Regions from separate parts of the Homo sapiens genome. Here all the other regions are linked to region 3. The links are chromatin loops, found by intact Hi-C in ENCODE. Cell type or tissue: A673. All regions are shown on one strand.

What was found. Peaks named below come from ENCODE experiments on the same cell type or tissue, not always from the same donor. Only the 100,000 strongest peaks of a DNase experiment are listed, where the experiment ranks them.
Region 1: it touches region 3 in a loop (8-fold over the local background); 32 of 110 quality-filtered maps call a loop at or near these places.
Region 2: it touches region 3 in a loop (2.5-fold over the local background); 2 of 110 quality-filtered maps call a loop at or near these places.

What each region holds. Positions count from the first base shown.
Region 1 is chr2:212,888,517-212,896,516 of GRCh38, reverse strand. No RefSeq gene overlaps it. Among named protein-coding and RNA genes, the nearest start is that of MIR4776-1, 34 kb to the left of the region's middle. In A673, a CTCF peak has its summit at 4,103 (motif pointing right); DNase peaks (open chromatin) are centred at 3,116 and 4,106; H3K4me3 peaks cover 737 bases; H3K27ac peaks cover 2,007 bases.
Region 2 is chr2:212,839,975-212,847,974 of GRCh38, reverse strand. No RefSeq gene overlaps it. Among named protein-coding and RNA genes, the nearest start is that of LINC01878, 49 kb to the right of the region's middle. RefSeq lists enhancers at 3,816-4,110, 3,344-4,543. In A673, no CTCF peak of the experiment used is centred here; DNase peaks (open chromatin) are centred at 3,944 and 5,054; H3K27ac peaks cover 2,883 bases.
Region 3 is chr2:212,773,816-212,781,815 of GRCh38, reverse strand. No RefSeq gene overlaps it. Among named protein-coding and RNA genes, the nearest start is that of LINC01878, 18 kb to the left of the region's middle. In A673, a CTCF peak has its summit at 4,716 (motif pointing left); a DNase peak (open chromatin) is centred at 4,665; H3K27ac peaks cover 1,626 bases.

The DNA.
Region 1 (8,000 bases), 110 kb before region 3:
TGCCCTACTGTGAATGTCTTCTTCTTCCCAAATGCCTATTCTATTTGTGGCTAAGGATTTAAAAATAGGCTAAGTTCCTTGAGGGCAAGATCCAGGTTAAATTCATTGTTAAATCACAGGGACAGGCAGTCAATAAATGCTTGTCGATTTTCTATCAATCAATCAATCACCCTTCTGTTTTCCCTATCATCTTCTATTAATGTGATAAGAATTGCAATTTGAGACCAGAAAAAATCAGATATTTTAATTCTCTTATTTTACATATAAACAAACATTTTGCATTTACCAAAATTTAAATGACTAGTTTATAGAAGAAAAAGTACTAGGATTCCGGTCTCTTGACTCCTAGTTCCCTGCTTTGTCTTCTCCAGTAGATGACTAAATTACAGTGAAAACAACTTGCCTTTGTAAAGTAACTTATATATTTCAAAGAGTCATACATGTTATCTTAGTTAATCCTTTTCACTAACTCTCTGAGGTAAACAGGACAATTATTTTTAATAACAGAGATGAAAATAAATTAAGCTACTTACATAAAGTCATTTTTAATATAAAACTAAAACAATTTTTTCCTTTTATACTTTTTAAGGGATATTACAAAAACTAATTGATTTGTATTGTCTTGCACATGTCTAAATTTGTAGAATCTGTAAATTAGTACATTTGTGGAATATAGACTAGGAATCATTTCTTTCTACTATATTCATGATTAATGTGTATTATCATAATACCCACCTGACTCTGGTGGCTGGGTTGGTGAGAACAGTGACCCAAAAGTTAATATTGTGAAATACATTTGAAATGGGAGAGAAAAAGATCACTGCGTATTCCTTCAATCTGGTTGTAGTCTAGCAGACTCTCTGGGGATTGTCTGATTCTATGAGGGTGTGCACTTTGTCTTTGGTCAGTCTATTTAGCAACTTCGTGGGATGAAAGTTAACTTGTGGAATGGTGTAGATGTTTTCTGTCCGTCGTAAAGCAAATGACTCCTGTTCATCACAAAGCAAATGAATTTTATCTGGTAGAGAATACAAATCTCATTGCAGTATGCATGTGGTAAGAAGGCAGGGCGTCTTTATTAATAGTGCCATCAGACTATCAGATGGGGAAGAGAAAATTATCCAAAAGGAAATCAGGCTGTTCATGTGATGGGACACTTATGTCACTATTAATCAGATGGATGCAAATTACGTGACAATGAAATATTATTTTTTGCCATCAGATTACAAACATTAAAAGGATGGCAATCACATGCAAGGCTGCTCACAGCATAAGATGATAGGGTAAAGCTTTTTGGAGGGTAATTTCAGTAATCAAAATGCCATTTGTAAAGATATTGACCTGCAGCTTTACTCCTAGGCATCTATTGTGCAGTAATGCTTATATATGTGCACAGAAACATGAGCAGAGGTATTTGTTATGACGTGGGAAATCAAGAAGCTGTAAATTGCTGAAAGTACATCAATGGAAATAGTTAATACAAATTATAGTATATAAATACTATGAAATACTCAATATTTATTAAAATGTGGACAATCTACGTGTATGAACATAAAAATATGTTCACATGTACTGTTGGGTGAGCATAGAAAGGCAAATTGGTATCATATATAGAGTCATCACCATAGGTTAAAAAATTAGCACATAAAATGAACTTCTGGAATAATCTACACTAAATAGTGTTTACCTGTTTAACAGGATTAACAATATTTATGTCAGGTGAATTGGACCAGGTGAAGTAGGCCGGGTAAAGAGATACAATCATGTTTTTCTTTTTCTTTCTTTTCTTTGCTTTTTTTGTTTTTTTAAGACAGAGTTTCACTCATCACCTGTCACCCAGGCTGGAGTGCAGTGGCATGATTTTGGCTCACTGCAATTCCGCCTTCCAAGTTCAAGCGATTCTTGTGCCTCAGCCTCTCAAGTAGCCAGGAATACAGGTGTGTGCCACCATGCCCAACTAATTTTTGTATTTTTAGTAGAGACAGGGTTTCAGTATGTTGGCCAGACTGGTCTCAAACTCCTGATCTCAAGTGATCCACCTGCCTCAGCCTCCCAAAGTCTTGGAATTACAGGCAGGAGCCAACGCACCTGGCCTCAATCATGTTTTCCCTAGATCACTTTCCATAGTTTGAATGCATTACCAAAAAATCAGGTGTATATTTATTGCTTTTGTAGCATAAGAACCTTAAAATAAGAAAATAACTTCCCATTCCTAGTTCAGATTTGAGGCAATGAAATTCTCTAGTTCTACTTGTAATATTTAATCAACATGATTATTTCCATGTGTTTCACTGCTGGGAAAGAAAAGAGCAGAATAACTCAGAAGTTATTTCTTGCAAAAGTGTTAGTTATGGAGCTCTCTGAAAATACTGAAACAGGAAGACATTTATACCCAGCTTACCATTATTTTTAGATTGAAAAGAGCGGGGCAACTCTAGGCAAGTGACTTAAATTTTAGAAACCTATGTTAATGAAGTGCCAGTTTCATTTATGTGCTGAAGACTTGCTGTGTGGGACAACCAATATAATAGACTATTTTTCAAATATTCCACTTTCAAAAGTGGCTGCATTGAAATGTCAGGGGGTATGATATGAGGAAGAGGGAATTGAAAGAAAGACCTGAGTCCTATTCCTGGCACTGTGTCCTACTAGTTATGTGACCTTCATCTATAAAATGATATTAATAACCACGCTTCCTTTTTCACAGGGTTGTCCTTTAAGCTTACTGAAATTTCATGTTAGAAAGCGTTTCATAAACCAAATAAAAACATAACGTATTACCATATCAGATCCCGCTTTATAGTTCTGCCTTCTTTTTTATTTTTCATTAGTTTTCAGTTACTTAGCAAAGTACTTGGCACTCAGTATCTGTTTAATAAATAGTTGAATGAAAGAATAAAATCAGGTTAGTTTCACTCCTCTGAGCCCTCATGCTTTTCTGACATTGTACAAGTTAACTGAAACAGGTGAAAGAGTTTGTTTAGGAAATAAAAAATTACCGCATTCCGCAGACTTAGAGCAGTTAATTTCTTGGGAGCAGAAAATCGTTCCCCATCTCCCACTGGGCTCAGAGGAATTCCATTAGGGCAGCCAGACAATAATCCACCAAAGCCACCACATCTCTGCTGGGCAGTAAAACACTCACAGGATTAGCTCAGTCAGTCCTGTCACATAATGGGTTTCTGAAGAGTCAGGAGCATCTCTTTCAGAATTTTTTATTTGGGGTCAGCAGGACAATTTCAAAAAGCTATTGACTTTAAAGGGACAGAACAGGCAAAAAGCCTCTTTTGAAGCACAAAATTCATTGTTCTTTTCTGAAACAGCAAACTAAATGAGATACCCATAGGATGGCAGGACAGTTTGTAGTAGCAAACTAAACCAAATCAAAACCAAAAAGCCTTTTCTTGCCCTTGCTTCATATTGATGAAATGGTTTGTGAATGGATCTATACTCTAACCATGACTGTATTTGGCATCTTTGGAAGGTAGTTTGAGTCTTAGTGGATTCGTCTGGAAGGTTCTTTGGTATAACTAAATTTATCCAATTCCATTGCATTTCTTTGACTTCCTAGGCATCTTTCTCTGTAATACATATTAAGGGTTATACAGGCAATTATAAAATTAAATAACAAATAAGTTCTAAAAACAAGTTTTAGCTCCAGTTGGTAAAAATCTTTAAAATATTAGATTTTATTTTCTTTCTCTTAGAAAAAGAGGAAGTATTCTAGAGAATATAAAAAGACTTCTTGAGTACTAAGAGGTCGTGAAGACAGCTTTGGAAATGTTATAAGCGTCAAGATTCGCTCAAGATACACCTGCTTCTCTTGCAAAAGGTAAACAGACCTGATTTTTTTTTTTTTTCAATTGGAAACAGACCTGATTTTTTTTTCCGTTGGATGTTCCAAAAATATGGAGATGTGTAGAAAGTTAATTTGGAAGAGGGTTGTTAGGATTCAATGTGAGTGACAGAGAAATATGAGGGAGTGTACATGCCTTTACCTTAGTTCCCTGACTCCTGCTTCCCCATCTTTGAGTATGGAATTCATGCCGATTTAATCAGCTTTTCTCGTGTGTGTGGTTTTTATTCATTCTGTCACCAGGTGGTGCTGCACTGTATGATGATCCTATGTGTAGCCCTCCTGTTTCGGCAATCAACAAGTTGTGGTCTTACTAGACCTCACAATTAAGAGCATAATAGAGCTGTAAGTGAAAAGCATAAGTAGATGGTGGGCTGTTACTCTCCATAAGCTTGTCTATATTTGTGCTTCTCTTTGCAGTGTAGTGTTGTTTTTTCTTAATCCCCCAAGGCAGTTTCCTTTATTTTGTCCCAATGTATTATTAAACATCACTTTATGATTTTAAAAAGTAGCTTAACTAGTTTTAAAAATCATTTGTTTTACGTTTTTCAAATTGTAATATGTCACCTTTAATTTTTGCACTCTGGTGAGATATTGTTTATTAGGCAATTCCAAACTAAAACTTACGCCATGTTGGATGTGTCATGAGAATTCTGTTAGTCTCTACCTCTATAGATATTAAGGATAAATATGGGAAAATGAAACCTGCATGAGATAATAGCATATCAGAGTTGATTAGGGCTATCGAAACTTAAAGAACTCATTATACTGGTAAGTTTTGTTGCCACCATAGAATACAGGGCATACTCATTAGAAAAAATTAATACAATTTTAGAAATCAATAAAATTTAATAATTAATTTAAATAAGCTATTATTTAAATTAATAAATTAAATAATTTTTTATTAAACAAAAATTTAAAAAACTCTGTTAGTCTGTTATGTGTTGCTATAAAGAAATACCTGAGGCTGGGTAATTTGTGAAGACAAGAGGTTTATTTGGCTCACAGTTCTGCAGGCTGTACAAGCATGGCATCAGCATCTGCCTAGCTTCTGGTAAGTCCTCAGGAAACGTCTAATCATGGAGGAAGGCAAAAGGGGAGCTGGTGTATCACATGGCAGGAGTGAACAAGAGAGAGAAGGGGGAACGTGCCCCACTCTTAAAATACCAGATGTCATGTGAAGTCAGAGTGAGAACTCACTCATTACTGTGAGGAGGGCACCAAGCTGTTCATGAGGGATCTGCCCCATGGGACCCAATCAACTCCCACCAGGCCCCACCGTCAACCCTGGGGATTATATTCAACTTGAGATTTGGAGGGTACAAATACCCAATATATATCAGAAAACAAAATTTATTTTGCTAGTAATTTATTAATAAGGTAAATTTCAAAGAGAGCATTCCAGACCAGATAAATTATCAGATTTTGATGTAGATCTCCCTTAAAGTATATTTTCAAATACTACTTAAAGGGACACTGGTCTCTGAACTACTGTAGTTTAATATTCTGATATCTCTGTCAAAGCTACATGTTGTAGATAATAACAACAGGTCCCAGATGTTTTAAGTTAATTCTTATTTTAGATATGCCCGTTGTCTCTTAAGCATGTACAGTTGTAAACAGTAAGCTATCTATCTACAGTTTTTTCTTTTTCATACAAAAGCCTCTTGACAAGCTCTTTTCCTTTCTTGCTTTATATGTTCTCTTGTTCTCCTCTTTCTTTTCTCTGCAAAAATCCCATCTGGTAAATTCCACTTACCATTATTGCCTTTTCTGACTATATAGTTTTCTTTTTTTTTTGCTTTGCCTTGCACGGTCTTAAACAATTCTTTTAAGTTTATAGTAATAGCTTAGGTTGTGTTAGTGGAACTTCTTGTTCTTCTAATATTCAGCAGTAGCTGGTAAAGCAATCATCAAACCTCCAGTGTGTCTTGGTGGGCCACAGTCATTTCCTGTTACTCTTCCTACATTCCATCAGCTGGACCCTCAAACCTCACTCTAATCCCCCTGCTAAACCCTATCCCAATCGCTCAATTTTTAGATAATTTTTAATTGTAGTAATCAAAGTATCTATGAATTCTAAATTTTCAAAAGATAAGAAGTATCAGTTTGGCCATTTATTTTCCGGAAAACTTTTATCAGTTGTGTCCTGTAAAGAAAATGGGCACATGAAAGAAACAGTAACTTCTCCTTAATTTTCTTCCTTTGAGGGGAAGGGTGTGGTTCCTGTGATCAACCATTATCTTTTGACATCATGAAATAGTATGTAATGTAAGAGCTTCCCCTCCTTAATATAGATTAAATTAGATCAATGGCTAGTGAAGGAATCACCAAATTTTGAGTGTACTTTGAATATGTACTAGATGATGATTATATTGCCAAAGTCTCATTTAGGGATGAGGTTAAAATGAATAACAAATAAAAAAGAACTGTTTTAGGTTACATTATTTTTAATCTTTCTCAATAGAATAAAAGGCCAAGAGAAGGCTTTATGAAACTGCCTGTGAATAAATTTAAAAATAATGACTGAATATGTTTTGGTAGTATTGAATAATGTACAGAAATCACTCATTTAGGAGATAATTTTAACAAGTAATTTACCAAGGCTTAAAGGATTAAACAGTTTTGTGAGCATTAATGACATACCTGTTGCTGATAGAAGAAAAACAAAAGGATATAGAGCACATATGCTCCATCATGAGTTGCTGTCATTCTAACATATTATTCCAAGGATGTGGGGGTAGGGAGTTGGGAGGGTGTCCTTCTGACAAAGGAAAGAATTTTGACAGCCCAAGTGTTATTAAATAGTAGCTGTACTGACAGGCTTCCCAGTAAAGGCCAGTTAGGCCGGTAAGGAGGCCACATGAAGTCACACAATGGGGAAAGGCACAGAAGGATTAAATAAATCCAAATAGCCTGCATATTCCCAAACTGTGACTTACAACATGGAGAAACAATGACTGCGATCATGGCCCTACAATAATAATAATAATTAAATTATTATAAATTAAATTAGTTTTTAGTAATATTAATATTAAATTATTATACATAATAATAACCAAATCATTACTCTATAACAAATGACAGATTCTAACCTCATCTAAATTTTATAAAACTGGATTACTGGGGAAGTGAGAGAGGAAGGAGTTAAAGCTGTTGATAGTATAGTTCAAAATCCAGGTTCAAGATTCCCTAATCACTCAGACTTCAACTGGTGAACATTAAAAAACAAACAAACAAAAAACACAACAAAAACCTAGCATGTTTGCTGATCTAACTTTTGTTGTTGTTATTGTTGTTTGAGACAGGGCCTTGCTCTGTCACCCAAGCTGGAGTGAAGTGGCTTGATTAAGATTCACTGCAACCTCTGCCTCAGGGGCTCAAGTGATCCTCCCACCCCAGCCACTGGAGTAGATGGTACTACAGGCGCGTGCCACCAAGCCCAACTACTTGCTTTTTGTGGGTAAATTTTGTATATTTTGTAGAGACTTGGTTTCACCATGTTGCCCTGGCTAGTCTCAAACTCCTGGGCTCAAGCCATCTGCTCACCTTGGCATTGCGAAGTACTGGAATTACAGCTGTGAGCCATCGTGACGGCCTGATCTAACTTCTATATGATCACTTTATTTTCAAACGTATGTTTCTCTTTCTGACTTTAAGATATAATATAAAAATGTTTGTAGTTTAGTGCATCCAAAGGTAAAAATCAAGTTTTCCTGGCACATTTGTAGGCTTGAAGATTGCTTCCATAGATAAATGAAAATTTGTTAAAAGTAAAACATACATGCTAGAAAAGATAATATATATGTATATATGTTTTTAAAAGTCAAAAACAACAGTGAGTTTACTATAAAAAGCAGCAGAACCCTGACACATCCAATCCCATTTCACTTCCCTATAAGCTAAGACAACCATTTGCAACACTTTGAGCTACACATTCTGGTATTTAATTCTATATTTCCAAGTAACATGCTTTATTGCTATGTCTTTGCTCTTTAGTTTTATACGTTACCTATAAATTCCTTATTATGAAAGATGAGAATTTATCCTTTTTTAAAAAAATTATACTTTAAGTTCTGGGATACATGTGCAGAACGTGCATGTTTGTTACATAGGTATACACGTGCCATGGTGGTTTGCTGCA
Region 2 (8,000 bases), 66 kb before region 3:
TGGGGACAAGATTTAAACTTCAGAATCTGAAGAAGCTTTTTAAAAAGCAAAAAAAGTTTGCATGAAAATTTTATTTAACTTAAAGTTCAATCAATATGAAATAATATTCATTGCAAGTAAGTCAAATCATAAATATTGTAAAGCCTCTGCTAATCCTGTGCTTGCTGCCATAAAGCAGACATGAAAAATAAAATAAAAAGGCAAATATTTGTTCTCATAGTTTATTCCTATTAAAGGAAAAAAATTTTTAAACAATAAAAAGTGAAATAATAAAAAATATCCCTCAAGATTAAAAACAGAAGACATATCACAGGGCAATATTTATTTGCAAGCATATTCTTTGATCTAGTCCTGTGTTTAACCATATGTCATTCCCTTCTTTTTTACCTCCCTCCCTTCTCTCCCAAAACATGGCTGAGCATCTTCTGCATGTCAGGCTCTGCGCAGGGTATAGGGTGACAAGGAAGAACAAAGCCCAGCTTCTGACCTCAAATGCAAAGCATAATTAAAATCTCCAAGAATCCTCATTTGACAGCTCAAACATCCAAACACCAAGAGCTGGAGGAAGGGGGTTGTCTCTCCTCACTAATGATCATTGGGTTCTTAGAGGACTTTTAGCCCCACCCATGGTGTCTCCCAGTCATCAAACCTGTTGATTATGGGATTGTAGCCTGCCCTATACATCTATACTGGACATCTTCATGGAAGCAAGTCAATTTTTCTAATCCAGCCTCAGCTTCAGAACGGGGACAAGATTAAAATGAAATGAACTATTTAGGAGGCAATAGGGGCATTACTTATGTAGCATTACTAAATAAGACTAAGAGGTTAAGTCAGAACTCAAACTTTAGATTATGTTGTCTCAAGGTCATTTTCATTAGTCTAAAATATTTTGAACTTCACCACTCAAGTGTTGTTACTCTCGAAGTCTTGGGAAAACAATGTGGATCAACAAGACTTAGAATTAAATGAAGGAAAATCTACTGTGGGTAAGGAATGTGTATCTTAAGGGAAATAATGGTACTCCCTAAAGTTACCATGACCTACAAGTAAAGAAATCATATAATTCCTGGCACACAATAAGTGATCAATAAAAATTATCATTAAGGAAAATATCTATGTATAGCTTTCAGAAGACAGATGTGGGGAACTACCTTCAAAGATATTTCCATGCCAGTGTCTGTGGCCCAGTCTGAGGAGACAGGTGTCCTCTTATTTCCACGCCCAGGTCAGTGTTTATATGTGGGAGGGGTTTCAAGAGATTATTGTGTTTCCATTTTTTGACTTTTATTTCAGGAATGGTACGTCTGGCTGCCTTGTTCCTCTTGGCCCTTCTGGTTCTGGTATCATAAGTTGTATGAAAGGGAACTGAGGACTCTGCTTCTACTTTCTTCCTTATTGGAAAGATTTGCCAGGTTTACTCATTAAGGGGATGGTGATGTTCCAGGTGGGCTGCAAGGCTAAGTTTCTTTTCTTTATCTGAAATGCTTTTAACCCCTTCCTCAGATCCAGATTGTAAGACCACATCCATGGGAGGTTTGACATTGACACTGGAATCTAGAGTATTACCATTCTTTTGATTCCAGTTCCTGAAATGTTATTAAACAGATGAAATTATATAGTACTTTCTAAGCCTCTCCATAACCATCCTGTGCTGAAATAATTAAGACTTTAAAGCAATGGTGCCAGCCTAGTTCAACTCCCAAACATGGAGCTCAGATTAGAGACTGTTTGAAAAGGTGAGTAATCTTAGTGCTGGTGACTTTAAATTCTGAAGTTGCCTATGAGGAGTGTCGAGTCTGACTAAACCTGACAGTTTGCTTATTCCTTATGAAAATATTAGGTGTCAGGGCAATGGCTCAACAGAAATGACTCTCACACATTCCTTCGAGTAGGAAAAGGAAAGACAAACTGGTTCCTTTTATGTCTTAGGGATATGCGTAAGAGTCCCTGGGAGGCAAAAAGGGGTCACACAGAACAGACGAGTCTCAGCTCACAGTATTATTAATTTGAGGAAGAATGGGTTGGTAGAAAAACTTAAAACTTCGAGGAATCAAGAGTCTTAGGGAAAAAAGGCACACTTCACCCAGAAAACCGGGGCTTATTGGATGCGTGGTAAAGGGAATTGGCAAGGAAGAGACAGGCTCTGCAGGCAGGGAAGTGGACAATTGTGTATTCTTTATGGCCCCAAACCTGGTGAATGACCTTTCTTCTCTCATTCTGTAGTGTTTGTCCCTGATATACCTTCGGGCTGGCACCAGCCTACTTTAGCAAATTGTGTTAATTCTGGATTTGTGGGGCTTAAGCAATTATTACAGTTTGGGTGGAGCATCTGAGGAAACATGTTCCTTGATTTGAAGTTCTGGAATTCAAGCAATTTAGCTTGTTCTTTCAGCTAGAAACAGAAGTAGGGAATATTTCCTAGGTTCTATGTCTTCCTACTATTTTTCACTTCTATTTGTTTGTGTTTTTATTTCTATTCCAACTGTTTGACTTTATTTAGGTTTTAATGTTGTAAATGACCTCAACTTCTGTTAGGGAGTGGAGGCTAGATATAATGTGATAGAATTTCTTTTTCTTTTTTTGTGTGTGATAAGTTGTGTGGTGTCATAACTAATCTGAAAAGTTAAACAGATGTCTTTGAGGAAAGAAAACTGAGATTATGCTATAATCATTTAGTTAATATTCTGGTTGCTCAGGCAAAAATCTTAGTCATGTTTGCATCCTTTCTTTTCCTCACATCCCATATCCAAATCATCAGCAAAGCTCCAGGCTTTAATCCCAAATGTCTCCCAAATCAACCTTTTCTCACCACCTCCAGCAAAATCATCCTTGCCCAAGCCTTGAAAGAAAGTTGGGATTTGCAATGGTCTTCTAACTTATCACCTTCATTTCACTCTGCCTCCTCCCCATTCTCAACCCATAGCCAGAATGGTCCTTTTAAAACCTAAAGGATCATACGATTTTTTCATGTTTCTCATCTCTCTTAGAATAAAAACCGAAATGCTTATTATGGCCTATAAGGCTAAGGATGAAACCTGATTGATCTGAGCTAACCAGCTACCCTTTCCCAGCTTGACCCTTCTGCTACTTAAAACTCATTGAATATGACAACATACATCTACCTTGAAACATCAGGGTTTCACCCTTTTCCCTAAGTATCTTCATGACTTGGTCCTTCACCTCCTTCAGCTCTGTGCTAAATGTAATTTCCGCAGTGCCTTTCATGATCATCTGATATCTGATATCACCATACTCCTTGCCAAGCCACACTGCCTCCTTTACGTTTCTCCTAGCACTTATTAGTGCTTCACTATATTTGTTAGTCTCCCTTGTTAGCAATGTTTGTAGAGACCTTTCTCACTAGATTTATCCCCAGATACTAGTCAGTTTCTGACACATTGTATGTTTCAACAAACATCTGTTGACTAAACATCGAATAAGTTAATAATCAGGGTTAGTCTTCTACATAGGAGAAGTAGATATAACCACTGAGGCGTTCAAAAGTTGGGTCTACTCTCTGTTTACTCACCTATTTTATCTAAGTCTTATTAACATGAGGTTGCATTCCACAGTTAAGAGGAAAAATTAAATACTAGTGAGCTACCATGGTTGCTGTTCAGGAAGGGGTCCTGGACCTCTGTCAGGACAGCCATGGGACTTGTGACCAGTTGGTAAAAGTCATAATTCATATCCAGATCTGATATATAAGCCCATTACTCCATCATAGTCTACAATTTTGCCTAGGGCTAGCCATGGAAAAAAAATGCCCTTTTGTATACAAAATTATTGGCCTATTTAATTCTCTAGTGCATCAAAAGTTACGAATATACACATATCCTAATCACTGGGATTATACATAGTGAGATCATACCCAATGGGACAGATAAAATCTTTCTCCAACTGTGGCTATGGTAATTGTTTCTTTTCCTGGCCACATCATTTTGGACTTCTGGTTTGCTGACTCATTTCCTGTGTTTCATATTGTTCTTTTCTATAATGCTTTCTCACATCATGGAGTTTTACATTAATTGGAGAATATTTTTATTTGTATAGTGGTAGACCACTAGAAGTTCAGATTTTAAATACAGAGCTATCTATAGTGACTATTGCTACAGAGTCAGTCATCTGTCTTCTAAATTGCCCAGACTTTGAGGTTTTTCAAAACACTGGTGCATGTTTTTCCTTAACTATAATATAAAATGGCAATAACAATGTCTACCTAAGAGGACTGTAGTGAGATTTAAATTAGATAATACCCATAGAGCTTTTGGAAGAGTAGCTGGCACAAGGTAAGCCATCTATTGTTAATTACTATTGTTTACTTCAGTAGTAAGGTGACATTGTCTGTGTCCTTTGCCTTACTTCTCTGTATTTGAGGATGTATTTGTGTTGGGAGGAAGGGTGGGACCCTACTCTGCTTTTTGGCTGGAAAAGCAAATTCTGGATTGAATCCAATCAGCGAAATGATTCCTTTTTTGGGAGATTATGATTTTCGTGGCATTTCTGTTATAACACTATTGACTAGAGGGCTCATTTTGAGTGCTGCCTCAGCCTTCTTGGATTTTCATTTTAGACAGTTTACATTTTTTGTCTGCTATGCTGCATTTGTTTATGGGATTCAGTTTAGCTCCACAGATGTTCACTGATCAACTGCTATTGATTGGATGCTAGGGATACAATGGCAATTGATGCAATACCGCCACCTCAGAGATCTTTGCCCAATTAATTACATATGTGCCCAAATTATAATCTATAGTATCCTGGGGTTTTGCTTTTTGCCACATCTTTCTCAAGTCTGTGAACCAGGAAGCAACATCATTCTAACCTGGAAAAATCAGTGCCAGCTCACTGCTGGATTTGACTCAAATCAGCAACGCATACTCATCTAATCCCACATAGTTCCTAATGACATCAGTGGGAATTTTGAGGGTGTATCTGAGAAGAATTTTGTTCACTCTTTGCATTCTTTCTAAGTATAAGCATATGTACCCAGGAAGTTTGATGCTTATCTGTTCTTCCTCAGGCTTCAACATGCCAGCCACCCACTGCTGTGGAACTGTTGAGAACACTTGAGACACATGGTTCTTCAGAATGAGATAAACAGCTAGAAGTAATTTATAAATTATTAGATCTAAAAGGAACCCATGGAGATTATCCTGCTGCCAGGTTCTGGAATCTAGCTCAAACTATGCATTTGACTGATGAGTTACATTACCGAGGTTATAACAGATTACTCAAGGATGCCCTGTGACATCTCAAGGGTCACCCAGCTGGTTGTGGTTTAGGCAGGACTAAGAGTTGCATCTTCTTTTAACACAGTTTTCCATAACTGTGGAGTATCTGAGTACTTCAGTTCTCAACTTTTGTGATGCTGTCAGCTATTACTCTATTTATCTTAAAAGTCTCAATATTGGCAATATGACTTCCTTAAAGGCCAGAGTTGCTAAAGAATTAGGAAAATGATTTAATTTGCTATAGGTGTCTCTATGCAGTGCTTGGACTCTATGCAGTCTTTGGTGGAGAGAGAAGAGATGGGAGTTATGGAATGGTTAGTGTGTGAAGAGCTAGTTCTTTTGCAATTAAGATTCAAAAAAAGCCAAGATGGAACTGCTTCCTGATTTATATTTTGCCCAGTTAATTACATATATGCCCAAATTATAATCCAACATAACCTACAGAATTTTTCAGAAAGGAGGGACCCTTAGAGACCATTAAGTCAAAAGCTGGAAGAAAGGAGACTAACTGAATATCATCCCCTGTAGGAAGATAAGATGCTAATTTTTAGAGGCACTCAGCCTCTAAAATCAATTTTTCTTAACATTGAGAATTATTGAGTGGCTGGAAAAGCATCTTACTCTATGAAATATAGTCACTGTTTAGTGCCTTTCCATTTTATTTACTATTTAAAGCATACAACAGCTAGTTAACCAACTACTTATAAAATATATTTAATGTTTAGAGGCACTCAGTGTGGTTATAAAATGATTTTAAGGGTATACAAACATGGTACATTAACCACATTTCATGAACTATGGTTCCCTCTGGAAAAACAAAAATGTTTTCCCTGGCATCCTGCAACATCTCATCCTGAAGTTTGTAAATGGCCCATACTGCTCAAACTGGCTGCCTCACTGGCTTTTGATGCCAGCCACTTTAGAGCACACACCAGAAAGATCAATATAACCCCTACATAAGTGATAGAGCACCGTGCACTCAAAGGCTGTTAGACTCTTCGATAAAGAACGGCTTGACAGATGCAGTGAAATTAAGCAGCATGCACAAAACCCGAGTAAAGAGGTTGTAGGGCTGTAGTCTTTTTTCAGTGCACAGTGGATTGATGGGTACACCGTGACACAAGATGCACTGAGATGAGACTTGGTCCCTGCCATGTGTATGCATTAGCGAGTTTACGGTCTATGAAAACATGGAGAGAGTGTAACAAAGGATGGGATAAGAATGGAGCCTTTTTCAAAGGAACCTGCTTCAGAGAATTATGATAAGCGAGACATAAGAGGACCTAGCATAAACTTAACAGTGAGGAAATGTTCAATGCTATTTATTTTCAGGCAATATCCTAGTTCCCTGAAAACACTCTACATCACAATGTACTAATCTCTATCTTTCATTATTAAAATTCCATGGCATTGATTATTGAGAAAATGTGATGGAAATGTTGCTTTCAATTTCCCGTTCATGTAATGAAGCTGAATGTGTGATGATGTTCATTTTGTCTTGTTTACTTTGCATGTACCTCCTGCAGCATGCAGCCTGGCAGAAGGGCTTCTACCCCAGGAATATGCCACACTATAGCTGGGGAAAGGATGCAAAGACAGAGAGTCAGGGCAGCCTGGAGTAAACCCATACTTTGATTTGTCATATGGGGGGCAGTATTACCAGAAGGGGTAGTCAATGTAAAGTTCTAACCAAAGATAGTTGATGGGAAAGTAGACCAATTTCTTAACCAAAAGTTTTTTAAAAAGCATAAACTATAAAGAGTAGATAATGTTAAGGAATAAAAATAGACAATAAAAATTGTTTAGTGGGAGCTGTAGCTTACAGTGCAATGTGTTTCAGTTCTCTGGGCCACTTCAAAACGTGCTAGACGGGAGTTCCAGTTTTGGTTCAGCACGTAAGAAGCTTGGAAGTCATCACTCCATTCTAACAGTTAAAATACTGAATAAACTGAAAGGCAACAAATCTTAGATCCCTCAGAGAATTGAGAACACAGGGCAAACCATTATCCCCCGAATTGGGAACAGACTGGCAAATACAGAGAAGCACAACTTAAAGGAGAATAAACCTTGTGGGAGCTGGGTCAAGAGAGGAAAACTTAAACTGTAATTGGCTAATTGCTGAAGGCTCAGTATGAACAAACCTGAATGCTAAAAACTCCAGGAGAGCCCAGTTTTAGGTGAGCCCCATGTTTTCTAGGTTCTACTTTCAGGAGCTCTACCAGGTTCTCACAGTAAAAAGGAAAGAAATATTCCCTATCCTTTCTGCATGGAGAGGGAAAAAGCAGCCATTGTGAAATATGCTCAGATAATTCTGTTATTCCTAACACATGCTGCCCTCAAGAGAAACTATTTTGCTGGAACCTAATCTACTGGGGTTTTATCAGCACCTAACTGACATCAAAGAAGGGAAGTACCCAACTCCAGCCCCCTCTAAGCCATCCTGTCCCACTAAGTGGGGGCAAAACTTAGAAGCACTTGTGAAGATTACAGCCCAGCAATACAGCCTCATTATATGACTGAGACCTAATCACAGGACTATAGTATGCTTCTCCTCCCACCATACCTTACTACCATATAACTAAAAGATTATTTACTACAGTTCCTTTTACCTAGTACATCATGTCCCGCTTTCAACAAAAAACTACAAGGCATAATAAAAGGAAAAAAAAAAAAAACACAGTTTGCAGAGACAGAACAAGCTCAGAACCAGACTCAGATATAGCAGGGATTTTGAAATTATCAAACCAGTAATTTAAAACAACT
Region 3 (8,000 bases):
TCCTGGCACAGCTGTCAACACCCCTGCCATGCTGTGATTTCAGTGTTATCTCCCACTTTTCTTCTTCACTACCATTATGCCCTAACCAATTGGAATTAGCTGCTCTGCTGGGCATCTGGACTCCTTGCCACAGCTCTTATGGTTGCTTCTACCTGGAATACCATGATTTTTGGTTCAAAAATTAACCCATCTCTCTGCCTTTCATCCCAAACACATCTAAACCATGACCCAAAAGATGAAAAGAATTTCTTTTTTAAAAACACCGTAGAAATAAATTTCCAATTTGCTTCAGTAATTTAGCAAAATATTGAGCAACCTATATATATATCCTATATAATATATCCTATATTATGATAGTTATTGTTTTTTCAACAATAGTTATTGTTTTTATCATTCATAGGCACAGGTATTTGAATAGCTAATGTATATGCATTTTATATATATTTTTAAGTGGCAATCTAGTTAGTGGAGAGAATTGATTTAACCTTCAAAGCACTACATCATTTCCTTTAACTGTAGGACCTGGCCTTGTGTGCAATATATGCAAAGAAGTCTTGACTATTCATTCAAGTTTATAATGATGGCATTCAAAAATGCCCTTGCACATTGTTTTTCTGTGTCTGTGTTTTTTCCACTGTATTCTCAGTGCGTGCACAAAGCTTGAATATAATAGACTCTCAATAAATATTTGTTGAGTAAATGAATAAATATGTGAATAAAAGTACCTTAAAATGACAAGTTTTATGAATAAAACTATATAAATGACCTGTGTATTAGTCCGTTTTCACACTGCTGATAAAGACATACCAGAGACTAGGTTTTTACAAAGAAAGGAGGTTTAGTTGGACTTACATTTCCACATGGCTGGGAAGGCCTCACAATCATCGCAGAAGGCAAGGAGACATCTTACATGGATGGCGGCAGGCAAAGAGAGAGCTTGTGCAGGGAGACTCTCATTTTTCAAAACCATCGGGTCTTGTGAGACTTATTCACTATCACAAGAACAGCACGGGAAAGACCTGCCCTCATGATTCAATTACTTCCCACTGGATCCCTCCCACAACTCGTGGGAATTCAAGATGAGATTTGGGTGGGGACACAGCCAAACCGTATCAACCTGATAACAAAAAGTTAAGAAAACTTTAAAAATAAAGATTCTGAAGAAGGGACTTTTAATTTGACACACAGCCACTATTTATATAACACTTTATCTTTGCCAAAGACCATACAGATACTAAGTAATAAACTAGTGACCCTTTTTAACCCATGCAAATTAATATTGCCTGCAAGCACAGTATGAGACTAAATTATACAGGAGCTGAAGAATATTGGGCAATGAGTCTTAAAAAATGAGTTAAGGTGTTTGACCTGATACTATATAAAAATATGTTAACAGAATCCTGTACAAGGAATAGTTCACAGTCTAATTTTTGTCCCTTTTCAAATCCAAATACATGTACTCAATGTCAGCTGCCTATTGATTTAGAAAGGTGATATAGAGTAACAAAATACATGTGATGAGTTGGAATGAATTAAACTCTAGCTATGTATCACTTGTTCTCTACAGGAGAGAAATTCATAAATCATAGAAGTGCCTTGAAATGCAGGTTTTACTAAAGTATGGTAACATTTATTTTGTCTTTTAAATAGGCATAAGAGACTCATGAAATTTAAATTCTACCACCCCAAGGACAACATTAACCTTCGTTAATCTATTCCCCCTTTTGGGGAGATACACATTTATTATTTAAAATGTTTTAAGAGTTTGGTATTCAAACAAAACTTTGCAATATATTAAGTTTTAAATTTAGTGATATTAACTTGATTGTTAAAAGAGAGAAATGGGCAATGGTATTAATAATAAAAGGCAATGGGGAAAATTATATTTGAAATACAAGAAGGTCAGTCTAAAGAGTAGGACTCCGAGAGAGTGGTTACTCTGACTGGGGTTCAAGTCCTGGCACTTATTAGCTTTGTAATTCTGGGCCGGATTCTTAACAAGTGTTTTCTTCAGGTTTCCCACCTGTAAGTTAAGAATAATAATAATGAGACACTTCTTGATGTGTATTGAAAATTGCACAACATGAAGTCTGTGCCCGAAACTTTTCATTAATGGCTGAGACAAAGATATCTGTTACTGGACTTCTTACATCATAATATTACCGTAATGTGTTTACTTTTGGAAATACACTATGATTCTCAACTTTTAAAAAACTTCCAAAGTTCACTATTTAGTGCTTTTTGTTCATTTTTAAAATTTTTGTTTGCTAGACAACTATTTTCTTAAGACCCACAGGGTGCCAGATGCTTTAGTCAAAGATGAAGACCCCATACTACTTAAAGGAATTGACAAACTAAGGGTGGCACCAGGTCATAGAAATTCATAATTACGATACAATATGGAACTAGATTGAATAAAATGTGGTGGCAACACAGACATTCAGCTACTGTCCTCCTTTCCCACCATTCATTTGACAAATATGTGTACCAAGTCACTGTTATGTGCCAGAGACTTCTGGGCACAGGGGATAGACCAGGGAAGAAAATAAACTCCTGGCCTCCCTGAGCTAAAATTCCAGTGGGATAATAGAGAGTATATTTATGAGCAAATAAATAAAGAAAACTGAGGTCCAGTGAGTGCTATGAAAAAAATTAAGCAGCATTAAAAACCAGAGAGTGACTGGAGTTGGAGTTTTAGAAAGGGCGGTCAGCAAAGGCCTTTGTGAGGGGTAAAATGTGAGCAGGGACCTGAAGGAAGTGGGGTGAGGAAGCAAGCCTTGTAGACGTCAGAGGAATAGACTTCCTGACAGCTAATAGTAGGTAGAAATGCCTCAGGCTATTGTCAAAAGATGGCAGTGAGGCCAATATGGTCTCAGTGGAGCACGTCAAGGGAAGAGTGCTTTGAAATAAATTAAGAGAAGTAGAGAGGTCAATCATAGCAGGGTTACAGGAGGTTTTAGAGAAGGGGAGCAGCAAAATCCAAGTTGCATTTTGGCTGATGTGTGAACAGTCTCTGTTGGTAGTAGAATGGAAGCTAAAGGCAGAGAGCCTTTGTTTTTCCCTGGCTTTGAACTTGCTGTTGAAGCTATTTCACATGAACCTAGGAGATGGTGGTTGGCTTTTTCTTAAATCTATTTCCTGGCCATCCCCCTGGCTATGGAGTTTTCCCATGCCATATACTTTGGCATATTGCACCTCAGATGTAATTCATTTGTGCTTTTCTTGTCACTTTGGTGTAATAACAGGCCCTTCTGCAGACTTTACTTTCAATCAGAACCTTCCTTTTTCTTTCCCTCACCTTCAAAGCTATTTTTATTATTGTCTAAGACTTGGACTCTCCTGCCACTATTGCCATTTAACTATGTCAAATGATGAGACATGTGACATCACAGGTGTAAGCTCCATCTAAGCTATTATACATAGAAATTACTGTCCTTTGATTTCAAAGTTTAATTTACTGAAAATATTGAATAGGAAAACACACTACTTTAAAATATTGTCAATATTTTTGGCTAATTTTATATATTCTTCAGTGATTTTCTTCCCCTAGTCTGTTATGTTTATTTCATTCAACAAATATTATTAAGCACTTGGGGCCCTGTGCTAGTTGCTGGACATGGTTTTGTCACTGAGATCAGTGGATAGTCATTTTAAGGAAAAAATTTGTAACAATATATGTTTCCTGAGTTTTTGGTTAATTTTTGTTACTGACTTGTATATATAAACGTATATATATATATGTGCCTGTATGTGTGTATATACAATATTTTATATATATACATATATGTGTGTGTCTCATGTAATAGTATTTACTATTTATTTAGCTATCTCTTTGTGCCAAGCATTTTCCTGACATGACTTAAGCCCCTCAGTAACCATGCAATATGTATTATTAGTATTTTAAAGATTAGGAAATTGTGGAGCTAACTTGCCCAAGATCAAGAAGACAAAAAGGATGAAGAACCAGAATTCAAGTCCGAGTCAATGTGACTCTAATGCTCACACTGATTCCCCAAAAGAGTGTTATTGTAGCAAAATGAAGAATGTGTTCAATGGCAAAGAAATGTACTTCTAAGAAAAGCAAAACTGGGCTTAGAAGTCTTTGCCCTCAAAATCACTTTTCTGTAAGTCGAGATTCCCAGTAAAGAGAGAGATATTTCATTTTCAGTGAACACATATGGATATTTACATCATTGACTTCATCTTTTGAGCCTTGTACAATACTCATCTGCATTTTCCTCTTTTTGTTAGTCTGTTGCTTCCCTATAAATAAAAGATTGCAAAAAGCTCTTAAATCACATTCAATGAAACACTAAATCCTTAGGCTTTTACAAGCTTTTGTAAAACTGTAGTGATCTTGGTGAAAAATGTCCTGGCTGGTTATCTAGTGAACAGATGAGCTCACCCCTGGTATGCAAAGCTGCCGAATTAGCTGGTTAAACAGGCTGCTGAGATAATTACATTGTCTGTTTTGTGACACATTACACCGGTGCACTTGGGATTAACCTGTTCTCTTGTGTCTACTTCTGATCAGTTTTTTAGACAGTCTTTTATCTGATGAAGGAGCACAGACATCAAAAGAGAAAGGGGCGTGGGTGAAAAGAAAGGGCTCACATGAAGCTGAAGAGTTAAATTTTCTATTTAAATTACTGAACATATATCCCTTATTTCCATAACTTTAGTTGCTCTCTAGAGACCTCTGCTGGAAGTGATAGGTATAGATGAACATTCTATTTTCCCTCCCAATTCATTGTTTTCATTTTTACTGTGGCTATTGTATCATAAACTCAGTAACTAATTTAAGAATGAAATTCCAACATTCATGTCATATACATAACACATTATCTACAAAGATGTACTTGAGACAGAAAACTTGTGAGTTTTAAAAGTTTTGCAGGGCTTTCTAATGCTGGAAATCAACTATGATACTTAATCAGCACATATTTATATATTTGTTAGGCACCTACTATAGGCTTAGTAATTATAACTTTCTGTTCATTTATTATTTCCATATTTTGTTAATGCTACCAAGGTTCAAGTGGAATTGTTTAATTTGCAATTAAATGTTGCACATATAAAAACACAAAACAAACCATCCCTAAAGATTTTTATGAGCCTTTAGTTCCATATCATTATCCTGAAGGGGAAAAATTATTTAGACCTTCTGATTATGTGGGAATGTAGTGCATGTAAGATTTCATCATCAGTGATAATTTAGATAAAGAACAATTAAGAGAATAAATAGAAAACCTACTCATTAACAGCCTGTGGCAACTCAAATTGAATTTAACCAACTATTGAGCCTCTGGCTACAGGGAGATGCAATTTAAAGCAGGTATAATAGATTTTAGCAACTAAAATTTGTTCGTCACACTGTACCAACTAAGATATTAGTTAAATGGGGCAAGAAATTTCCTTTCATGTTAATGAACAGCAGATTTAACTCCTGCGGTCCTTTATATTTTCCCTCGAAATAGCTGTGCTTGACTTGATAGGCCAGCATTCAAATGAGGTTCTTGCAAAAAAGTATACAAGCTTTTGGGATGAGATTTAAGTCAGTCGAATCTGCATCCTTTAGGTACTTCTGATTTGTTTAAGCAATCTTTAAAAATATTGATATATTTCTTCCCTGGAGAAGGGTCCACAATATAATGTCATATGCAAAGGCTCTGAAAACTTCAACTGTAAATCTCTGTAGAAATGTTAGAGCACATGTTGACATGGGAACATCTCTAAAAATAATGTGTTTTCTTTTGGCATACTGCTGGCCCACAGTAAGTGCTTTGTAAAACTATCATTTGTACTCATTCCTACTGGATTAGTAGAAAACAGGCATCTATGCTGTAAGTTCGCTAATAATTGTGCATAAACAATTATGCACACAATATAAACAATTATGCACAAATATAAAGAATTTTTTAAAAATATTCTTATCAAGACAGATAAAGTCTATGTTCATCATTTTTACCGGAGTCAGTTCTACTGAGATTAGATCTGTCTAGCTTTATTATTATTGCTTAATGCAGACAAAAGAGAAAATAAATCATCATAATTGTGTTTTTATTATCTTGGCTAATATACAGAAATCTTAAAATGTGTGTGTGTTTATTACTTGAGTTTCAGTGCCCCTTACACATAATTTTACCAAATTTTGTGATGAAACAAAAAGTGACTGAGATAACTTTATAAGATAAATGTATTTTCTAGTCAATTCAGGAAAAGGTGATTTTTTTTTCTTTTAAACTTTCAAAAATACTTTTGGCTGCACAGCTGTGTATTATAGTATCACCTAATAGTACTCTGGTATTGGACCTGCTGAATATCAGATACCGAGACTAAAGGACATTAAAATAATAGTTTTATATTTTCTAAACTTTTGGTTTGGATTTAATCAGTTTTTATGTTTATTCACAATGATTAGTGTACTCTTAGCATATATGCCTAATTTCTATTAATCCAGTGGGAATGAGTACAAATGATAGTTTGATGAAGCACTTACTATGGACCAGAAATATGCTAAAAGCTTTTCGTATTTAACCTCATTTAATCCTTCTAATGATCCATTGAGGTGGTGATTATTAAATACATTTTACAGATGAGGATATGTGTTTTAAAGAAATTAAATAACTTGCTGATGTTAGCATGGTCCAGGAGTTGCAGATCCTATCTTCAAAACCAGATTTTACTCTAAAGCCCAACGTGAGTACTATGTAAAGAGTACTTCTGAAAATGCATGCATTAATGCACTTCTTCCAGACTGGTGCCTCTTTTGGTAGTTGCATAGGCTTTGTATGTATTACTTAGAGAAGAGACTGGTGTTTAGCGTGGTAGAACCAGGATTAGAGCTCTAGTTTTCTTTCCCTGAAGCCCATGATCTTTCCTTCCACTTTAGTGGTGACAGTGGTGCTGATATCACAGATTCAAATTCCTAAATGCAATTTCTGTAACACAAAATGCATAGAGAGCAGTCTTTGGAAAGATATTATGATGAGTGACTTTGAAATAAAATTAACTTGAGCTTGAATCCCAGGATGCCACTTAAGTAGCTGTGTAATAAAGCAAGGCATATAGTATCTCTGGAATTCTATTTTCTCATCTGAAAAATGGAAATATGAATACATACCATAGGGAATACCTGTGAAGATTAAATATGATGCAAAAGTGCATAGCACATAAAAAGTTCAAGGGAGTTTCCCATCTCATCCCTCTCTCATAGCAAATTTTTGAAAACTACATGTGCATGTACATGTCACAATTAGATGTGGAAAAAGTCAAAGAAAACTGTACTGAAAGTGCAACCACGAATTGTAAGAACAATTCTGACAACATGGAATGGAATTTCAAGGGGAGTATTTGAGGAGAAAATGGGACTGGAGATGAACCTTGAAAGATGAGGAAAAGAATTTGTATAGTTTGAGAAAGGGAGTTATTTTATACAAGGGAGACAATGCTAGCTGAACTGCTTGGGTGTAATAAAAGTCTAATTCAGTTACAAAAATACCATTCCAGTGAAAAGCTTTAATGAGATTTCTGCACCCCAGCAGATGACCCACTTATTTAAATACCACGCAATATCCAATACTACAGAATTCCTTGATCACATGACAATTTAGTCAGTCTCTGGCAATTGGGTATAATTTAATCAGCATAGAAGGTGAGAACATTTTACTCCTAGTCAGCATATTGCCTCTTGAGTTAGCATTTTCCACTGAGCCCAAGTCTGGCTTCTGGTCCAGTGGCTTTCTAATTCTTTACCAGAAGAGTGTTTCTGTGCTTTCACTATTCCTACTCTGAGACACTTTTGCATGCAGATCATAGAGTGGCTTACCCTGTTTGCTCCATGAGCTCTTACTTTAATCTCTGCAGAAGAGGCATTACTTTCATTCTAACTTATTGGTGGTTAGTGTGATTAAATTTGTTCTCAAAGGCCTTTGCAAATCATGAACAGTAAAAGGGGAACAAATAGGCCTGGCATGGTGGCTCATGCCTGTAATCCCAGT